2 separate regions of the Mus musculus genome follow, and region 2 is linked to region 1. A link is a loop called in an ENCODE intact Hi-C map of the cell type or tissue named here. Cell type or tissue: gastrocnemius. All regions are shown on one strand.

The links. A loop is a pair of places that touch in the nucleus more often than their neighbours do. Peaks named below come from ENCODE experiments on the same cell type or tissue, not always from the same donor. Only the 100,000 strongest peaks of a DNase experiment are listed, where the experiment ranks them.
Region 2: a loop joins it to region 1, with 13 times the contacts of the local background. A loop is called at or near these places in 21 of 42 quality-filtered maps.

What each region holds. Positions count from the first base shown.
Region 1 is chr8:25,042,600-25,046,599 of GRCm38, reverse strand. Plekha2 (pleckstrin homology domain-containing, family A (phosphoinositide binding specific) member 2) reads left to right here. Exons shown (of 12, transcript NM_031257.3): 11 at 2,898-2,975; 12 at 3,562-4,000. The coding sequence ends at 3,924. Among named protein-coding and RNA genes, the nearest start is that of Htra4, 5.6 kb to the right of the region's middle. In gastrocnemius, a CTCF peak has its summit at 2,294 (motif pointing left); DNase peaks (open chromatin) are centred at 864, 2,271 and 2,880; H3K4me3 peaks cover 786 bases; H3K27ac peaks cover 1,679 bases.
Region 2 is chr8:25,149,396-25,153,395 of GRCm38, reverse strand. No RefSeq gene overlaps it. Among named protein-coding and RNA genes, the nearest start is that of Mir8108, 7.8 kb to the left of the region's middle. In gastrocnemius, CTCF peaks have their summits at 2,153 (motif pointing right) and 2,784 (motif pointing right); DNase peaks (open chromatin) are centred at 2,145 and 2,800.

The DNA of each region.
Region 1 (4,000 bases):
GGACCCAGGATCTAGCACTATGTAGTGCATAATTTATACAGTCATCCATTTGGGGGCTCTATCTAAAGATGGGATTGGTTCATTGGGAAGGGATGAAGTTGGGAATCAAAGGAAGCAGTAACTGCTGTAGATTTAGGGGTAATGGCAGTAACCAGCGGTAGATCTTGGATGTCTTTTATTGGTGTCTGCATGTGTGTAGTACTGGACTCCTGATACTCAGAAGCTCATTGGACTGCAGTCAAACCGCTGATTGAATGGATTCATTTCAAAAGTTTGTCCCTCTCTTTTTACAAACTGCCATCAAGGACAGAAACCAGAATACACATAAGATCAGGGCAGGAAGAGAGCAAGGGACACATGGCATTTCCCTCTTTATCTGATCTGTGCTGGGCACATTTTGGTTTTCTAGGAAGTCACCTGGGCTGGGTAGACCTCAACTCTGAAATAATACTTCTTTCTTGTATAGAATCACCTGCAACATTTGTTTTCTAAAAATGACTGTATGGATGTGTTGTATGTGTTCATGTATATGTAGGGCTCGTGCCTGTGATGTATATACAGAGGCCAGAAGAGGATGTCAATGTCTTTTTCTATTGGATGTCTGTCTCTAAAATCATTTTATTTGGTATATATGGGTGTTTTGCCCCCACATGCATGCTTGCATACCATGTGTGTGCCTGGTGCCCGTGGAGACTAGGAAAGGGTATTGGATCAAGTACAACCGGAGTGACAGACAGCTGTGAGCCATCATGTGGGGGCTGAGAATCAAATCTGGGTCCTCTGGAAAAGCAGCCAGTGCTCTTAGCTGCTGTCTCTCCAGGCCCTCCACTTTGTTTCTTGAGACAGTTTCACACTTAGCCTGACTTTTGGCATTTTGCCTAGGCTGGCTGAGCAGTGAGCCCTCAGAATCCATCTGTCTGTCCCCTCTGGGGAAGTGCAGGCTTTTATAGGTACTCAGGCTTTACACAGGTCCTGGAGATTTGAACTCAAGTCCTCTTGCTACCGCAGCAGCCTTCTTACCCACTGAGCTCTCTCAAGCCCCATAAACCCAACTTGGAAATAAAAAATGTAAAACAGTGGCTAAGACTACTGAAGATATTTTATAAAAGTATACTTTATACTTTCATAGGATATCAGATGCAAATCTACTTCCTTCATTACTTTTTTTTTTTTTTTTTTTTTGGTAAATTCAAAATAACCCTTTCTCTACTCTATATATTACACTATTTGTTCCTTTGTAAATTTTGGCTCGCTGAGTCTAGAACCCAGTGCTTTGCCTGTGTTAGGCAAATCCTCTGTCACTGAGTCCCAGCCCAGCCTATGATCCTTTGGGGTGGATATATATGAAATTAGAAGAGGAGAGCATTAGATAAGTCCATAGCTGTGAAATATATTGTGTTTGGAGATGGTCTCACTCCCTAGCCCTGGCTGGCCTGGAAATCAATCCATAGATAAGGATGGTCTAGAATCACCGGTCTCTGCCTCCCGAGTGCTGAGATTAAAGGCATGTGTGGCCATGCTGGGCCATGATGGTAGAATTTCAGGTTTATTTGCTTCCCTCTAACCATAGAATAGTAAAAATAGCAGCCTTACTAATACATAGAGGGCCCCGTGGCCTGGGCACTGTTCAAACAGCAGAACTTCACAAGTTACTTGGTTCTTCACTAGGTCTGTCTAGGGAACATGCTAGCTTTCATTCTGATCTTAGAAAAAGTTTGGATACCTAATTCTTACTGCCTTCTTTGGACCAGGGCTGCATTTTGTTTGTTTGTTTGTTTTTTGAAAGCTACTAGATTGCCAAGTAACCAGAAAGAGCAAGCATAAATAAGTTATCAGGTAGCAGGTGTGAGAGGCGTGCACCACGGGTCCTCGTCATCCTTTTTAACCTAGTGCCTATGTGTGGCACACAGATAACCAAGGAATGATGGGAAGGGATAGCATTACAAGCACTGAGGGATAACAAGAAACACGAAATCCCAGTGAAAACCAAAGCGGTCCTGTTTCACACACACACACACACACACACACACACACACACACACACACACACTTTGGAGCTCAGTCTGATTTCCCTCTGTAACTGAGTTCACTTGCATTAGGCACCCAGAGACGCTGCCTGTTTCACACACACACACACACACACACACACACACACACTTTGGAGCTCAGTCTGATTTCCCTCTGTAACTGAGTTCACTTGCATTCTTCCTTCCAGCGGCTGGGAGGCGCCCAGAGACGCTGCCTGAAGGAGCCAGGCCCCATCTGTGTTCTCTTTCCATGGAGAGGCTGCTGCCCCCTTCTGGGGGGAAGTGGATATTTTTAGGGGAAATGCTTCATGGGCTTCTGCCGTGGTGTTCTTCTTAGTTCTCACTCCAAGGATGAAATTTCAGGGCAGACCCAAGTAGCTTGTGCTTGGAGAAAGAAGCTGTACACATAGTGGTGTGCGCCTTGGGGGTTCTGCAGAGGGAGTTCGCTTTAGTAGAATTTAAAACAGGAGCCTCTTGTTATGGGAGAGACAAGGCAGGCGGAGTCTAGACCAGTGTCCAACCCGCAGCTGCAGCACTCTGAGCCTCTGTTTCCTAGGAGTTTGGAGGGGCTGAGCTGTTTTTCAGATGGGGTGATGGGTTCAGTTAGAAGATGGAAAACTAGGCTGTTCGCTACTTTTATACCCCCCTCTGTCTTCAGAGCACCTTAGCTCTGAGCAGTTTTAGTTACTGGGAGTCAAGAATGAACTTGGCAGGGGGGGAAAATGTCCTCAAAAGTCCGCAAGGCGCTGAACTACACGGCTTCTGAGATCCTTTTGAACTCTGATGTGATTTTTATGAACTTGAGCCCAAGGCTTGGAAGCTGAAGACACGTGCCAAAAAATGTGTGTATGTGTTGTGGATGTTTTGCAGGCGGACAGCCCTGAGGACATGCACAGCTGGATCGAGGGGATTGGAGCAGCTGTCCAGGCTCTGAAGTGCCACCCTAGGGTAAGTCACTTCCTCTCTGTGCCGCAGCGTCAGCTTAAAGATAAATTATCTCTGAACCGGTCGTGTTTTATTTGGTTATGTAGGCAGGCAGCCCGGCCTTAAGTGCTGGTTCACTTGTTTTTCTCTCTCTGCTAACTTGGGTACATTTTCCCCCTTCTCTCTCTCTCTCTCTCTCTCTCTCTCTCTCTCTCTCTCTCTCTCTCTCTCTCTCTTTCTGGTTTGTAAGTGGACATGAAGTCGGTCTGGACAGAGATGTGAAGTTTCTGATGTGTTCCTACAAGTCCAGCATCAGGCAGAACACTGCAAACATGCGGAACGAGCTCTGCTTAGTATCATTTTAAAATTTATGCATTTATTTATTTTTACAATAGGGTTCTCGCTGTGTGGTCCAGACTACTACTGCAAGCCATCCTCCTGCCTTAGCCTTCTGGGAAACTGGGACTGAAGGTGTCCCTGGCTTCTAGACAATTACTTGAGTCTGTAGCCAGTGTCCCTGTTTGAATTGACCATCTGAGTGGGTTCTTGAGACTTGGAGACAAGCATTGTAAGGAAAACCCCTTACTTTGTCTTCTCTTTCTGTGTTTAGGAGCCGTCCTTTTCAAGGTCCATTTCTTTGACTCGACCTGGAAGTTCTACCCTTACAAGCGCGCCTAACTCCATCTTGTCAAGAAGGCGGCCACCAGCAGAAGAGAAAAGAGGTCTCTGTAAGGCCCCTTCGGTGGCCTCCTCCTGGCAACCCTGGACACCTGTCCCCCAGGCTGAGGAAAAGCCGTTGTCGGTGGAGCATGCTCCAGAGGACTCTCTATTCATGCCTAACCCTGGGGAGAGCACAGCTACAGGGGTGCTGGCAAGTTCTCGAGTCAGGCACAGGTCGGAGCCCCAGCACCCCAAGGAGAAGCCATTTGTATTCAACCTTGATGACGAAAACATACGAACCTCTGATGTGTGATATGCAGTGCCCGTTGCGTGCAGGAGAGCCAGGGGCTGTGACTTATTTTCTCTGCCATGGTAGAGGACAGAGTCTA
Region 2 (4,000 bases), 110 kb before region 1:
TTCCCTTTGGCTTACATGGTCCAGAAGCATGACGTTGCTAGCCCATATTACGGTGACAGAAGAGTCTGGCTTTCGATCCCAGACCCAGTTCCAAGTCTAGGCTAGATATCATGCTCTGTACTGTCTTAAGTTTTTGCTTATTTTATGTGCATGAGTGTGTGGTGGTTTCAATAAGAATGACCACCATAGCTGGGCAGCAGTGTCGCACGCCTTTAGTCCCAGCACTTGGAAGGCAGAGGCAGGTGGATTTCTGAGTTCAAGGCCAGCCTGGTCTACAGAGTGAGTTCCAGGACAGCCAGGACTACACAGAGAAACCCTGTCTCATGGGATAGGTGGTGGTGGTGGTGGTGAGAAGAATGACCACCATAGGCTCAAATATTTGAATGCTTAAGTCACCCGGGACTGGAACTATTTGAAAGGATTAGAAGGGTTAAGAGGTGGGTGTGGCCCTGTTGAGGAAATGTGTCGCTGGAGGTGGGCTTTGATGTTTCAAAAGGCCCTGCCAAGCTAGGGTCTTTGTGCCTGGAGATCAGAGCGTAAAGCTCTCGGTCAGTGCTGCAGTACCTCTGCCTGCCTGCCTGTCACCACCATGCTTCCCTCCATGATAATGGACTGAACCTCTGAAATGCTGAACAAGCCTTCAACTAAATGGCTTCTCTTATAAGAGTTGTCTTGGTCATGGTGTCTCAGCAATAGAACAGTGAGTCAGCCAGGTTGTTTTGTGTCTGTGTCTGTCTGTCTGTCTGTCATCTGTGTGCCAGGTGCCCCCTGGAAGCCAGAAGAGAGTGTTGGTTACAGGTGCTTGTGAGCCACTGTGTAGGTGCTAGGAGTCCATCTCAGGTCTTCTGGAAGAGAAGAGCAGCCGGTGTGGTCTTAAACACAGAACAGAGCCTCTCCAGCCCCAGCCTGCTGTGCTTTAGATCTTCCTTAGTTTCCTACCTGACCAAGGCGACTCAGTCCGTCAACAGGTTCTCCAGTGCAGGAGTGAGGATTGAAGAAGCAAAAAGACAATTAGACAGCATTGTAGCACCACCCCAACCAGTTCTGAGGCAGAGGCGGGTTTATTTTCCCCCCAAACTGCTTTTATACCTTTTTAATTCCATGCAGATAATAAGGCCAGTTCTAGGTTACGGAACAAGCAGTATGATAAACACAAGTAGTCAAGGAACAAGCAAGGCAGTAAACAGAGGCCCCTGATCTCTACCGTGATGACTGTTTCTAAGGGCTTCTCAGGATGACTAAGAGAGCTGAGCCTACTTCTCTGTCCTAGCCCAAAGTCAGACTCTTGCCTGAAGCCTACTTCCCTGCTCTAGCCTAAAATTAGATTCTCACCTCAGCTTACTTCCTTGTCATGGCCTAATGTCAGATTCCTGCCTGAATCCCATTTCCTTCTCCTTGGCGGATATCAGATTCCTGTCCAGCGGCCCCAAAAGCTCTCCACACATACCCGAGTGAAGAGGAAACTAGGGTTATATTCTCCTGAGTTCTCTCTCCAGAAGCCAGTGTCATTCCAACCAAGTCTACCAACATTCCTATGGCTCCAGCAGATGCTGACCGTCTCCCTGAGAGACGCCTAACAGAGTATAACAAGTTACACTTCCCACATCTCAGCAGCACGGAGAGGTCTTAAGACAGCAATACATCACACATCCTCAGCTGAAAGACTTTGTGTAGAGTTAGGCGTTTTTGTTCTACACGTCAGAAATGGCAGGAAGTCAGTTCTTGTAGGTACAATTAGCATAGACAGAGGTAATAATATTTTGCTAAAGAATTAATATCCAAAAAAAAAAGAATTAATATCCAGACAACCCCCCCCCCACTGTGATAGCTGATACAGAGCACGCCTTCTATTTTGTTGAAGGGCCTTTCCATTTGTCTTGCATGACCAATTTTGAATTCCCCCAGAAACTGAATTTTTATTTTAATTTTTTAAAAAAAAATTTATTTGGTTTTTCAAGACAGGGTTTCTCTGGTTAACAGTCCTGTCTATTCCACAACTTGCTCTGTAGGCCAGGCTGGCCTTGAATTCAAAAGACCCACCAGCCCCTGCCACCTGAGTGCTTGGATTGAAGGTGTGTGCCACCATGCCCAGCCAATTTTCAACCAGATAACTGTTTCCCATGTGGCATCAGTTTCGGTGCAGACATGCACAATGACCACTAGAGGGCTTCACTCCCAAAGGCTTCCTACTGTTTTTCAAACTGCAGCTCAAAACTGTTTATGGAGGCTATGAATGAAAAGCTAACAGGGGCTGCAGTGAGTATTTGGTGTGCAAGCAAATCTGGAGGGTATGTGCTGTCCACAGCTTGTATCAGTCACACGTGGATTTGTGTATTGCTGCAGTTGAGGTTTTTTTTTTAATTGTGTGCTTCTGTGTATGTGTGCTCTCGTGCCTGTGTGTGTGTGTGTGTGTGTGTGTGTGTATTATATGAATGCCTGGTGCCCATGGAGGGCAGAAGCGGACATTGGATCCTCTGGAACTGAAGTTATTGATGGTTGTGAGTCACCATGTGGAACCCAGGATCCAAGCAGGTCCTTTGCAAGAGCAGCAAGTGCTTTTAACCACTCTGCCAACTCTCCAAGTTCAAGATTGTCGTCTTTAATTCCATGAGGAAGGGAGGCCTAGGAAGTTTGAAATCATCCTTAGAACTTTAAAGGCCCACAAAAGAGAAAACAAAACAAAACAAACAAAACAAAACAAAACAAAAAAATCTTTCCTCCCTTACACCAGCATAAACCAAGCTCTTCCCCTCCCGTGGCAGCAGAGGGCAGCCCGCTTAGGCTCAGAGCCCTGTTTCTGGTTAGGGCCATAGCTAAAAGGAACCTGCCTTGTGGCTGAAGGAATCCACATGCTGGGCTGAGGTGTAGCTGGGAATAGCGTGACTTGCAAGGGTAAGGCCTGGGTTCCATGCACAGCGCTGCAAAGTTAAAAATGAGACATTTCTTGGAACCAACAATTCGCTTGGATTCCAGGTTCTCAAAACAACTTTCTCTGCACAGTTCAAATTCTAAGTATCTCTATAAGCGGTAAGCCATCTTTTATCTAGTCTTCACTTGATCTGAGTCATTTTCTCTACCCATCAATGCCACTCTCCTCAGGCATATGTTAGTTAAGTGACTAAATGACAGAGTCATGTGTTAGCCTGATAAATATAGAATGGGAGAAAATTGAAAGTTGAGTCCTGGCAGGGAAGCAAGCCCAGGACAGCAGGCTCATAAGTGGGTAGAAAAATAGAGATTGGTAAGAAAATTAGGCAGTTGGAATATTTGTTAAAATAGCCACTAACTTCTCTGAACACCTTAACCGTGGGACTATTTTATACTTAGAGAAAAGCTGTTGAGGTCCTCCAGGCATCTGATCAGTCCTGGCTTCCAGCCCTTCCTGCCCCGGGCTGGTTGGGGTCCAGCAGCCTTGTCTCCATGCTTGGCCTCCAGGACCAGCAGCCCTGGAGGTGCCATCTTTCCCTCTTTGCTCTCCTTTTCTATCTTTCCCCTTCCTGTAGTTGCCCCTCAACTCCTCCCTTCTTTTCTCTCTCCTCCTTCTATCCTCTCCCGCTTCTTGCTTTTCTCCTTCTTTTTTTCTTTTTGCCACAGGAGGGATAGAGCTCTGCCCCTCTCTCTCTCTCTCTCTCTCTCTCTCTCTCTCTCTCTCTCTCTCTCTCCCACTCCTAAACCCCTGCCCCTTTTCTCAGACAATTTTCCAGGTCATGCTACAGAGTTTATAGTAGACTGTGTTTTCATAACCCTAAGTTGCAAATACTATTTTTTTTAAATCTCCATATGAAAAGTGTGACTAGCCCATGCCATGACAAGATCCCCAATAGAAACAACTTTAAAAGGATGGGCAAGATGGGTCCATGAGTGAAGGCACCGCCCACCAAGACCGAGGACCTGAGTTTGGTCCACAGGGTGGAGAGAGAACCAACTCCCACCAATTGTCTTCTGACTTCAGTTAAAATAGGAATAGAAGGGTTTGTTTTGATGTGGTGTTAGTGGATTC